Regions from separate parts of the Homo sapiens genome. Here region 2 is linked to region 1. Evidence: chromatin contacts called from ENCODE Hi-C or POLR2A ChIA-PET data. All regions are on one chromosome and are shown on one strand. The core of a region is the stretch at or near the end of the contact, and the rest is flanking DNA. Distances in the headings are between cores, read along the strand shown.

Evidence for each region. A loop is a pair of places that touch in the nucleus more often than their neighbours do. ChIA-PET counts read pairs that join two places held with the same protein, here RNA polymerase II (POLR2A). Pooled maps may share reads with other maps.
Region 2: a pooled map shows a loop between it and region 1 (3-fold over the local background). The contact joins the promoter of VSIG10 here to the promoter of KSR2 in region 1. A Hi-C loop is called at or near these places in 3 of 50 pooled maps. POLR2A ChIA-PET finds 5 or more read pairs at or near these places in 3 of 52 experiments (H1, WTC11 and activated CD4-positive, alpha-beta T cell).

What each region holds. Positions count from the first base shown.
Region 1 is chr12:117,966,712-117,972,689 of GRCh38, reverse strand. KSR2 (kinase suppressor of ras 2) reads left to right here and starts at 3,700. Exons shown (of 20, transcript NM_173598.6): 1 at 3,700-4,614. The coding sequence starts at 4,435. RefSeq lists silencers at 3,298-3,407, 3,418-3,687.
Region 2 is chr12:118,100,869-118,106,846 of GRCh38, reverse strand. VSIG10 (V-set and immunoglobulin domain containing 10) reads left to right here and starts at 2,836. Exons shown (of 9, transcript NM_019086.6): 1 at 2,836-3,254. The coding sequence starts at 3,176. LOC124903029 (a long non-coding RNA gene) reads left to right here and starts at 3,265. Exons shown (of 2, transcript XR_007063478.1): 1 at 3,265-3,858; 2 at 4,580-5,242. RefSeq lists an enhancer at 386-1,101 and a silencer at 2,743-2,992.

The DNA of each region.
Region 1 (5,978 bases), core at 2,451-4,950:
AGTATTTTGTTATGGCAGCCACTAAGACAGGTGGTTGAAAACTCTGTAGAATCTCCAGGAGGACAAGAGAGCCAGGTTCTGTCTGTGCAGCCAGAAATGACTCCCAAACCAGCTGTGGGGCTGCCCCTGTGAACACGTGACATGCCTTTCACCGTGGACACCAAGCTTACACAGGGGTGGAGCACCTGGAAGCAGATGGCTTGGCTGCCAGGCTCACTATCAGATAGATTCCTCCCTTTTGTTGTTCACTTCCTGGCAGAAATCTCATGTGATCTTCTAATGGCACAGCCTAGATCACATGTGACCTGTTTGCAAGGAAGATTCTGGAAAAGTGCTTTGGCTTCTCTGAGGGAAAGGTGGAACTCATAATGTGAGGCATTTTCCAAACATAGGAAGAGTATGCATTTGTGTGCTGCTTACAGCCCTGCCCATTGATGACATCTGCCCCATGGGCTACTTTCATTGTTTAAACTTCCACTTCTTCTGAGAACAACTAGAAAAACAAGATTAAATCATCATCATCGTCACCATCTGTTAAAAGACATTCAGAGAACTGCTGAAATAACCAGGACTAAAGGGGCCAAGATTCTGGAGACAGGAACACCGTGGTGAGGTGAGCTGATGTTCTGCAGCCGATTTTTCCCTGGGGATATTTGCACATTTGGGCACAGGGAAAGAGGCCGAGGTTCTAGACTCTTCCCAGGCATGAAGGCTGCTTTGGGGGAACAGAGAAACTGACAAAACTTTTAGCAACCTCATGGGGCTAGAAAGACAAAACTGGGGACTTGAGAGGCCATTATCCCAGGGAGAAGACAGGGGCAGAAAAGTGAGCCTGATAGATGGTGGTTTCCCCTCGAGGTATTTGGCAAAGTTTGAAATAGTGCAGGGCAAGAAGCAAAGAAGCCAAGCAGAAGGTCCCTCAAAAACAGAGCCGTTCCCACAGTCTCGCCATGCTGTGGAGATAAGGGTTAGAGCTCAGGACCAGAGAGAGGGGCCTTAGTGAACACCCAAGGTTCCTAGCTGGAACCCTGGAAAGGCACAGCATTAGAGGTAGGGAACAGAGTGAAGTGGTGTCTTATCAAAACTATAACCTGGTCTCCACCCAGCTCAGCCCCTGATTGGATTAAGATAATTGATCTGTATGCCATTTGTCTTGCAGAGAAAGGGTGCGTCCTCTCCAGAGTTAGATATTATCACCTGGAGACTGTACATTTTTTCAACGTCTGACATTCAATAAGAATTACAAGGCCTGCCAAGAGACAGGACCATATCACTGAAAATAAAGGGAAAAATAGTCAATAGAAAGAGACCCACAGGTGATCAAGCTTTTGGAGTTAGACAAATGCTTTAAAATAACCATAATTAACATGTTTAAGAAAAATGAAAAGTTGGAGAAAATAGATGAAAAGAGATAATTTTACCAGAGAATCGGATTTCATAAACTTCATCGTCCAAAAGATTGAGAACATAGAGAACTTACTTCACCTGCTCATTGACAGATGTTGAAAATACTGACTCAGTTCTGTATAGCTATAAATCCCATGGCTTACAGTATTGTTTTTCTTTCTTTGTGTTTTTTTTTTTTTTTTTTTTTTGAGACAGAGTTTTGCTCTTGTTGCTCAGGCTGGAGTGCAATGGCACAATCTCAGCTCACTGCAACCTCCGCCTCCTGGGTTCAAGCGATTTTCCTGCCTGGGAGTAGCTGGAATTACAGGCGCCTGCCACCATGCCAGGCTAATTATTTGTATTTTTAGTAGGGACAGGGTTTCACCATGTTGGCCAGGCAGTCTCAAACTCCTGAGCTCAGGCTATTCACCCGCTTCAGCCTCCCAAATTGCTGGGATTACAGGTGGGAGCCACCACACCGGGTCAGCTGGCAGTCTTAAAAAAAAAAAAAAGTGTGTTGAGGGAGAGCATCAGGAAAAATAGCTAATGCATGCTGGGCTTAATACCTAGGTGATGGGTTGATAGGTGCAGCAAACCATCATGGCACACGTTTACCTATGTAACAAACCTGCACATCCTGCACATTTACCCCAGAACTTAAAAATAAAGGTTGTCATTCAACGTGGCCACCACTGGCTCCTGTTCGCTCTGCTTTTCAAGTGGCTTCATTTAAGAGTGACATATTATACCATGTGTTCTGAGTATCACGTCTTACTCAGTCCTCAGCACAGGGCTCTGTTCACCTAAAGAAAGAGGTGCCTTTTGCTAATCATTCTAAATACATCTGTTGGGCAATGTGTGTTGGGAATACTATTAGATAAGGTGGTTAGGGAGATGAGGCCTCTCTGAGATGATATTTGAGTTAACAGTGACAAGAAGAAACCCACCAGGAGAGGATTAGGGTGAAGCATGTTCTGAGCACTGTGGACATAGAGTACAAAGATTTAATCAAGAGTCAGCAAACTTTTCTGTAAAGTGCCAGACAGTAAATCTTTCAGGTGTTGTGAACCACCGGTCTCAGCTGCAGCTACTCAACTCTGCTTTACAACGCAGGAGTAACCACAGACAATAAACAGATGGGTGGTGGTACTCCAATAAAACTTTACTTGTGGACACTGAGATGTGAATTTCACATAACTTTCACGTGTCACAAAATGTTATTTTCATTTTTTTCCAACCATTTTATTTACATTTTTAATTTTTGAATTTTTAGTAGCGACAGGGTCTTGCTATGTTGTTGCCCAGGTTGGTCCCAAACTCCTGGCCTCAAGCGAGCCTCCTGACTGCCTCCCAAAGTTCTGGGGATTACAGGCATGAGCCACCTCACCAGGCTTCCAAAAATTTCAAAAGGTAAAAACCATCTTAACTGTGGAGCCATCGTTTGCTGATATAACGTCAGTTAGGTATGCTGGGGTCAGGCCACACAGACACTTGTAGGACATGGGAATACTCAGAATAAGGCAAAGGCCCTTTTCCTCGCCAAATGGAAAGCCATCAGGGCGGGCCAGGCTACCAAGTCTAGGAGGCAGCTTCCTGAAATTCACGGAAGATCATCAGGTTCGCTTTATTTTTTCCCCAGTAACAAGAAAGGACAAACGAACAAAAAAGGCACACACACACAAACACACACCCAAAGGACAAACGAACAAAAAAGGCAAACACACACACACACACACACCACCCCCGAGCTAAAGACAGACGGGATGTGCCCAGGTTCACGCCGACGCCTCTCCGGCGCGCACCGAGGGTTTTAAAGTTGGGCGCACACCTGCTCCCAGCCGGAGCGCACCTGCTGAGCAGCACTCCGGCCCGGTCTCGCGAGAGCGGTGCAGGAGTAGTGGCCCCCACCCGCTCCCCGCCACCAAATCCCTCTCCCCGCCCCCTCGCCCAGCCTCCAGGCTCGGGCACACTCCCGGCCTCCCCCGCCGCCCCCGGGAGCAGGCTGGGCCCGATGCGCGCGCTGTCTCCGCGCCCCCGCCCGCCGATCGCTCGCTTGCTCGCTCGCACGCACTCCCGGTAGTAATTTCACTTTGCCACGCGAGCTCCGCAGCCCCTAGAAATCCCGCCCCCCGGCCAGGTGCGCGAGTCTGCGCGCTCCTCCTCCGCCTCCTCCGACGGGTCCCTGGCGCGCCGGGGCCGGGGCCCGGCTGGGGCGGCTGCGCGCACGGCGCCTCTCCACCAACCCGCTCCCCTGCAGGTCCCTCGCTTGGTCTCCATCCCTCTCCGGCGCTCCCTCGCTCCCCCCCGCCCTTTGATTGACAGGCAAGATGTCGGTGTGGAGCGAGGCAGGAGCGATTGCAGCAACCGTCACCCCCGGAGCCCGGCGGCGGCAGCAGCAGCAGCAGCAGCAGCGCGGGGAGGAGACAGCAGCCAGCCGCAGTAGCCGCCGCAGCCGCGGGAGCAATGCAGACAGCACCTTGAGAACGCGCTAAAGCACTCCAAACCGTGGACCATGCCGTGTCCCTGCAACTGGGAGGGGGGAAAACCAGATTTTTTTTGACATAAAAGCAAGCCAGCCAAAAATATATAATTTTGTCCTTCAAGGAGCCGGTGTGTAAAGAGTGAGCGCTATTTTCCTTCTCCTCCTCCTCCTCTCCCTCCTCCTCCTCTCCCTCCTCCTCTCTCTCCTCCTTCTCCTCTTCTTTTTCCTCCTCCTCCTCCTCCCTAAGTGTACAGACAGCATCACATCACCTGGTTTGCTTCTGAGAAACAGCATCTCTCCTTTTCAGGGACCAGAGACTCAGAGAGAGAGGAGACATTCTAATGGAGTCCGCTTGATATCCCAAAATAAAATAATAAATTTTGGCTCTTGTCCCCTCCTCCCACTCCCACCCCCTCAACCCTGTGTGAGATGTTGGATTTCTTCTTCATGAGACATTGTTGAGAAGTCGCAGTGGTTGGAGAGGCGGAGGGTAGACTACCTCTACTCCCCCCCCTCTTTTTTCTCTCTGGGAGGAGGAGGAGGGGAAGGGGGTTGCAGAGCAAGCGATGGATGAGGAAAACATGACGAAAAGCGAGGAGCAGCAGCCTCTGAGTTTGCAAAAAGCCTTACAGCAGTGCGAACTGGTCCAAAACATGATAGACTTGAGCATCTCCAACCTGGAAGGGCTTAGGACCAAATGTGCTACCTCCAACGACCTCACACAAAAAGAAATCCGGACCCTGGAGGTAGGTGTTGCCTACGGGAAAAAAAAAAAAAAAAAAAAAAAAAAAAGCAATCCTTCTTTCCCCCTCCTTTCTCCCCACGGTCCCCTTTCCCTCTGATTCTGTTTATTGGGGGCTGGGGGTGGTGGTGTGGGCAAGCAAGGTGGGCACGGTTTGCTTTTCTGTGATTTCTCTCCTTGCAAAGCCTGCATTGGATATCCTTTTACTGTGCTGCTGTCGTCTGCGCTTGGCTGGGTGGTGGTAGTAGTAGTAGTAATTGTTATTCTTTATTTATTATTATTGTTGCGGCTGTTACCGTTGTCATTCGCTTCCTCGCTGAGGAGGGAGTTCTCTCTTTTTTCCGCTTGTGGATTTGTTTATATGCCACGGGGGCTTGTGTGCCGGGTAATACATTAAGGAGCTGCAGAGAACCCACGTGACCTTGCGCATTCTGCAGGTGGTCAAAAGGTGGTTTTTGCTCACAGAATGGGGCCGCCTGTCAGTGTAGACCTCTTCTTCTCTTGGCCTTCTTCCCCTCCCTCCTTTTGCTCCTTAGATTTTTTGTTTTAAATCAGTGATATACATGTCAGGAGGCAAGATGCATGAAAAAAAAAATTCCTATGGAACTACCCATTTCCAATCCAATCGTTTTGATGCAGTGAGCTGTTGCAGGCCTAAAACGTACAAAAGGGAAAAAAAAATATGCCTCAATCAGCACACATAGGTGGTGTGGGAGAATACTCCTGAATCTCAGTGGGACTGTGAGGAAAGAGGAAAGGGGTCGGGGAGGAGGAGTTATCTTTGGCTTCTTGTGACATTCTCTCCGGCAGAACTTGAGGGGGAGTTTGAAACAGTTTTTTGGGGGAGTGGGATGGGATGAAGGGTGGTTGCAAAGTTACTCAGAAAGAAGATGGCAGAAATTATTTTTTTCTGAAGGCCATTTGGTCAAAGGAGGAAGGTTTAAAGAGGCTTAGGAAATGCCAAATGCCTGGTGTCCACGAGATCACTGGACATCTGCATTGTTCAAAATGTTTGAAGGGTTCAGCTCACTTCCTTCTCCCAAACCAACCCAGCTATACGCATGGGTTGATTAAATTTGGGAACTTCCATTAGCTGGCATCCGCCGAGGGTGGGGGCAGTGGGGCTGAGAGAACAGGGGTTCCCTCTGTGGTGGAGTGGGCATGAGCAGTACTGAGACGTTCATCTTGGTCCTGGCACATGAGTTCCCAAGGCCTGAACTCGTCAGTCCGTAGTGAATCTTGTGGCCCTCCTGCCCCTGTTGTAGCCTGGATGGGTGCTTTTCTCGGATTCGCTTTGGGTATTTCTTTTTTTTCCGTGATTTTTAAATTTGGCTGGATGTCAACATGCAGGAGGTCATCCCTTTGAAA
Region 2 (5,978 bases), core at 1,587-4,086, 140 kb before region 1:
AAGAAATAAGGGGACCCGGGGAACCAGCGTTCAGCATATGGAGGATCCCGCCAGCCTCTGAGTTCCCTTAGTATTTATTGATCATTCGTGGGTGTTTCTCCGAGAGGGGGATGTGTCAGGGTCACAAGACAATTGTGGGGAGAGGGTCAGCAGACAAACACGTGAACAAAGGTCTATGCATCATAGACAAGGTAAAGGATTAAGTGCTGTGCTTTTAGATATGCATACACATAAACATCTCAATGCTTTACAAAGCAGTATTGCTGCCCGCAGGTCCCACCTCCAGCCCTAAGGCGGTTTTTCCCTATCTCAGTAGATGGAACGTACAATCGGGTTTTATACCGAGACATTCCATTGCCCAGGGAGGGGCAGGAGACAGATGCCTTCCTCTTGTCTCAACTGCAAGAGGCATGCCTTCCTCTTATATTAATCCTCCTCAGCACAGACCCTTTACGGGTGTCGGGCTGGGGGCAGTCAGGTCTTTCCCTTCCCACAAGGCCATATTTCAGACTATCACATGGGGAGAAACCTTGGACAATACCTGGCTTTCCTAGGCAGAGGTCCCTGCGGCCTTCCGCAGTGTTTGTGTCCCTGGGTACTTGAGATTAGGGAGTGGTGATGACTCTTAAGGAGCATGCTGCCTTCAAGCATCTGTTTAACAAAGCACATCTTGCACCGCCCTTAATCCATTTAACCCTGAGTTTGACACAGCACATGTTTCAGAGAGCACGGGGTTGGGGGTAAGGTCACAGAATCTCAAGGCAGAAGAATTTTTCTTAGTACATAACAAAATGGAGTCTCCCATGTCTACTTCTTTCTACACAGACACAGTAACAATCTGATCTCTCTTGCTTTTCCCCACACTAACACGGTGAAACCCCGTCTCCACTAAAAATACAAAAATTATCCGGGCGTGGTGGCAGGAGCCTGTAGTCCCAGCTACTTGGGAGGCTGAGGCAGGAGAATGGCATGAGCCTGGGAGGCGGAGCTTGCAGCGACAGAGCGAGACTCCGTCTCAAAAAACAAACAAACAAAATTCCTGTCAAGAATCTGATGAACAGTTATTTTATTTTATTTTTTATTTATTTATTTTTTTTGAGACGAAGTCTCGCTCTTCTCCCCAGGCTGGAGTGCAATGGCGCGATCTCGGCTCACTGCAACCTCCACCTCCTGGGTTCAAGCGATTCTCCTGCCTCAGCCTCCCAAGTAGCTGGGATTACAGGCGCCTGCCACCACACCGGGCTAATTTTTGTATTTTTAGTAGAGACGAAGTTTCACCATGTTGGCCAGGCTACTCTCGAACTCCTTACCTCAGGTGATCCACCTGCCTCGGCCTCCCAAAGTGCTGGGATTACAGGCATGAGCCAACGTGCCCGGCTGATGAACAGTTATTTAAAAATATTTGAGCAAAGAATAAAAAAGGGCTGAGCGCGGTGGCTCGCACCTGTAATCCCAACACTTTGGCAGGCCAAGGCGGGTGGATCACTTGAGGTCAGGAGTTCGAGACCAGCCTGGGTAACATGGAGAAACGCTGTCTTTACTAAAATTACAAAAATTAGCTGGGCGTGGTGCTGCACACCTGTAGTCCCAGCTACTCGGGAGGCTGAGGTGGGAGGATCACTTGAGCCTGGTAGTTTGAGGCTGCAGCGAGGTATGATTGTGCTACTGCACTCTAGCCTGGGCAACTGGAGTGACACCCTGTCTCAAAAAAATAAAAAACAGAAAAGTAAAAAAGGCAGAACTGTTCAGCTTCATTGCTCAGTTCACCAGGAGAAACATTTTTTTTTTAAAGTGGTTTCAAGAGGATTTCCTCATGGAAGAAGCATTTCAATAAGGGGACCGTTGAACAACAGAACTAATGATTTTTTTTTAACGTTAATATTTATTTTGAGATGGAGTCTCGCTCAGTCGCCCAGGCTGGAGTGCAATGGCGTGATATCGGCTCACTGCAACCTCCGCCTGCTGGGTTCAAGCGATTCTCCTGCCTCAGCCTACCCAGTAGCTGGGATTACAGGCGCCCGCCATCATGCCCGGCTAATTGTTGTATTTTTAGTAGAGACAGGGTTTCACCATGTTGGTCAGGCTGGTCTCGAACTCCTGACCTTGTGATCCGCCCACCTCGGCCTCCCAAAGTGCTGGGATTACAGGTGTGAGCCACCACGCCCTGCCATATTATTATTATTTGAAACAGGAAGTTTCTCCTAGGGCTGTTTTATGGATGGCTCTTCCTGAGGATATCAAAGCCGCATTTTCCCCAGGACAGAATGGGATGAGGGCATGGCAGGGAAGAGAGGAGCTTAGCCTGGGAATCTGACTGGGTAAGGGGTGGGAGAACTAAAAGGGGAAAAGCAAAAACAAAACTCTTGAGAAACACGTCCTGGGGACTCCTTGGCTCTCGCTGTCACTGTGTGGTCCCAGCCAGTTCACTGGAGAACCGGAGTCTCGTGGCTGCTTTGGCTGAAAGTCAGGGGATCATCTTTCTCTGGCTCCCTTTTGCAGAGGGTAAGGAAAGGAAGCGATGGCGGCCTTGGCGCCCGCCCTGCGCCCAGGGACACAGACCGGAATCCCTCGAGACGCTCAGCGGGGACTGCCAGGGGGGTCCTGCGTTCTGCAGCTTGGCAACCGCTTCCTCCGGGTTCTGCAGCCCGGGGCAGCGGCGGGGGTTGCGTCCTGCGGCAGCTGCAGGGCTCCGTCCCGCCCGCTGTCCCCGCGACTCGGTACTGCTGTCCCGGGCGGAGTGGACTGGGGAGGGCCCAGCCTCCGCGCCCCGCCCCTGGCCCGGCGGGACCCGGCTCGGCGCGCCCTCGGCAGAAAGCCCTCCTCCCGGGCCAAGGTAGAGGAAGTTGGGCTCCCGCCTGGCTGGGAGGCGGGAGGGATCCCGCTCCTGTTGTTTTCCGCCGGCAGGAGTAGGCTGGCGGGCGCAGGGGGCGGGGTGCGCCCTCCCTCCCCGGCCAGGGCGCTCGGGAGCGGGGACCCGAGCCTGCAGCCGAGCTCCGCTGCCGGCCCTGGACACTCGGCTCAGCCAAGCATCCTTCCTGGGGGCCGAGGAAGTGGGGCCACTCTGCCGTTCCGAGGACCTGGGAGGAGCCCTCGGTACCCCGGGCCCCGGGGCCCTGGGGCACACACGTCCAGCCCAGCCCGAGCCTGCGTTTCCTGAGCCGGGATCTGGGGCGAGATGGCCGCAGGCGGCAGTGCGCCCGAGCCCCGCGTCCTCGTCTGCCTCGGGGCGCTCCTGGCCGGCTGGGTCGCCGTAGGTAAGGGGCCGCGATCTGGAGGGAAAAGTTGAGTTTTCCCAGTCAGCGGTGGGGAGGGGACAGCGAGAGACCCAATTCCCTCCGACTCCGCCCGGATCCGTGGTGGCCCCAGCCTAGAAGCTGCCCCAGGAGGGTCTTGGTTTCCTGCTCGCAGCTCGGCCGTCTTTGCAGGAAGGAGTTTTCCCGGGCGCCCGGTGCGGGGCGAGATACCCCCAGCCTCCTGGGGTGGGCAGCCGGTGAGGCTGCAGAGGAGCCGAGCCGAGCCGACGTGCGGGGGCAAAGTAAAGAGGCACGTGTGCCGGGAAAGTGATTTTTTTTTTTAAGCGTCGGATGTAAATTCGCGTTCTGGTTTTAGTAGTAACTGATACGCTGGTGCTCAAACTCGAGACTCCCACTTTATTTTTCTCCTCCCTCTGCCCAAGGTTGAACTCGCCTTACACCTGTAACCGGTGGACTTCCCTACACACCTTTGCAAGTCTTCCTGTGCCGACCAGCGCCTTCAAAGCGGGGTCTTCCGCCTTTACTTTTGGAAAAGCTTTTTATTTTGAAATACTTGGCTGACTTACAAAAGACTTCCCCTCACACTTGACATGATTGACAAAAGGTCTGAAATGCTTCATCTATGGTCTGCTTTGCTACGAAAAAAGAATTGGAGGGGTGCTTACAAAAATATGTAGAATGTAAAAAGATTGAACTATTTATATATATTTGAATTTAATTCACCAGCATGCCTACTGTGCATGCCTACTGTGTGCTGGGAGTGTGACAAGCTGGGAGGAGGCTGGGGTGCAGGGAGAGGAGATGGAGCCAGGAGGTGGTGAAGTTTGCCAGGATGCAGGCAGAGCGCTACTTTTTGTGTTCCCGGGTCTGCTCCACCCAACGGGTCTCCTCTTGCACGTTTCTGGAGATGGGTTGTAAAGTATGCTGGAGCTTCTTAGCAGCAAGTGCCAAGAGTTCCTAATTATTAGGCTCATACAATTTTATTTTGCTTTTTTTTTTTTAACCAACCATTTAAAAACAATAACATCTCTAGATTTCCAGTTTATCTGGAAAAATCTGAAGGTCTGGCAACACGGGGCCTGCTTTCCCAGTTGGAATTGGGCAGTGGTCATCCTCTTATCTAGGGCATATGAGCCCAAATTTGTTCCACCTCTCCCTGTTGTAATATTTGCCCCGCCACCTTCAGTCATGGGTGTTACCTGCTGGCCCTGCAGGCATTTGGCTGAGTAATCACTGTGCTGGGGTGTGGGTGATGGGGGAGGACAGTTCCTAGTTGGTCATCTCTGGACGTGAAAGGTGGTTGTCAAGTATTCCCATCTCCCCAGCTGTTTGCAGTGTTTCCTGCACGATGAACACCAGGAACCTGGGAAGTGAGAAGAACCCTGGGATGAAGTCATCCTGCTGGAATGACCTGGCTTTCAGGCTGACTGCCACCCGCCCCATGGGGAACCTATCTCCACTGCTATGGCCAGCTATTTTTTTCGAGCCAGGCTCTCGCTCTGTTGCCCAGGCTGGAGTGCAGTGGTGCAATCACTGCACTGATCCTCCCACCTCAGCCTACAAGTAGCTGGGACTACAGGCGTGCACCACCACGCCTAGCTAATTTCTAAAATTTTTTTGTAGAGACGGTCTCTACAATCGCTTGAGCCCAGGCTGGTCTTAAACTCCTGGACCCAAGCGATCCTCCTGTCTCGGCCTCCCAAAGTGTTGGGATTATGGGTGTGAGCCACCGTGTTGGGCCTTTGCCCAGCTATTTTGATGCCCAGACCTGCTTCACCTTTGTGTATGATGCCAGGGGGCTTCCTGAGCTTGGTGTATTTTTGTTGTGTGTTTGTTTTTTAAGTTGGGAGTTTTTGGGGAAAAAAATTTTTCTCCTGACATTCAATGCCAGACAACTTATATGCATCCACTAGCTACCCCGGATTGTAAATCCTAGGTTATTCTTGGGAAAAGTTGCTTTAAAAAAATAAATAAATGTTTGGGTATAACTCCTACTCTGTAAATAATAATACATGGGCAGCATCAGGGAGTTTATATTACTCCCTCTTCGGTTCTCTATTGTACATTTAAGGTTGGGGGGCAAGAAGGACCCTCTGGACACCATATGAATGACTTCTAAACTTGTTACTATATTTTATCATTGCATCCTGTCTGGTGCAGGAGACCAGAGTAACGTGACCTGAGTGACAATCCCACATCTCCCAGTGATTTGCTTGGGACTTTAAGTGATAACTTAATCTTCCTAAATCTCAATTTTCTCAGTAGTAAAGTGAGGAGGTTTAGGACTGCCAGGCAAGAACTACCCCTTCCATGTCTATGTCAGACATCACTAAATCGATGACTGTGTTCTTTTCCACTGAACCAGGACTCAATCTCATCTTCAACCCAGCCCACAGGGCAGCCACATCTCTGGACTAGATGATCTCCAAGGGCACCTTCAGATACAGTGGTTTAAAAAAGAACGGAGTAAGCCAAACCAGGAGAAGTGAAATGTCTTCAAATGGTTTCTTTTGTGATCATGTCATTCTATGCCTTGGAGGAGAAAACAATGTTAGCTCAAGTTCCAAGACTAAAGTTTCACCACGGCTTTTTTCCAAGCCACTGTTCCTTTATTTCTTTGCCAAGGAGTTAGGCAAGGGGCAGGTCTGCAGGTTGCATGAACACATGTTGCATCTGTAACTCTGAAGTTCATCTTCCTTTCCATTGTGGCGGTTGCCACTGGAT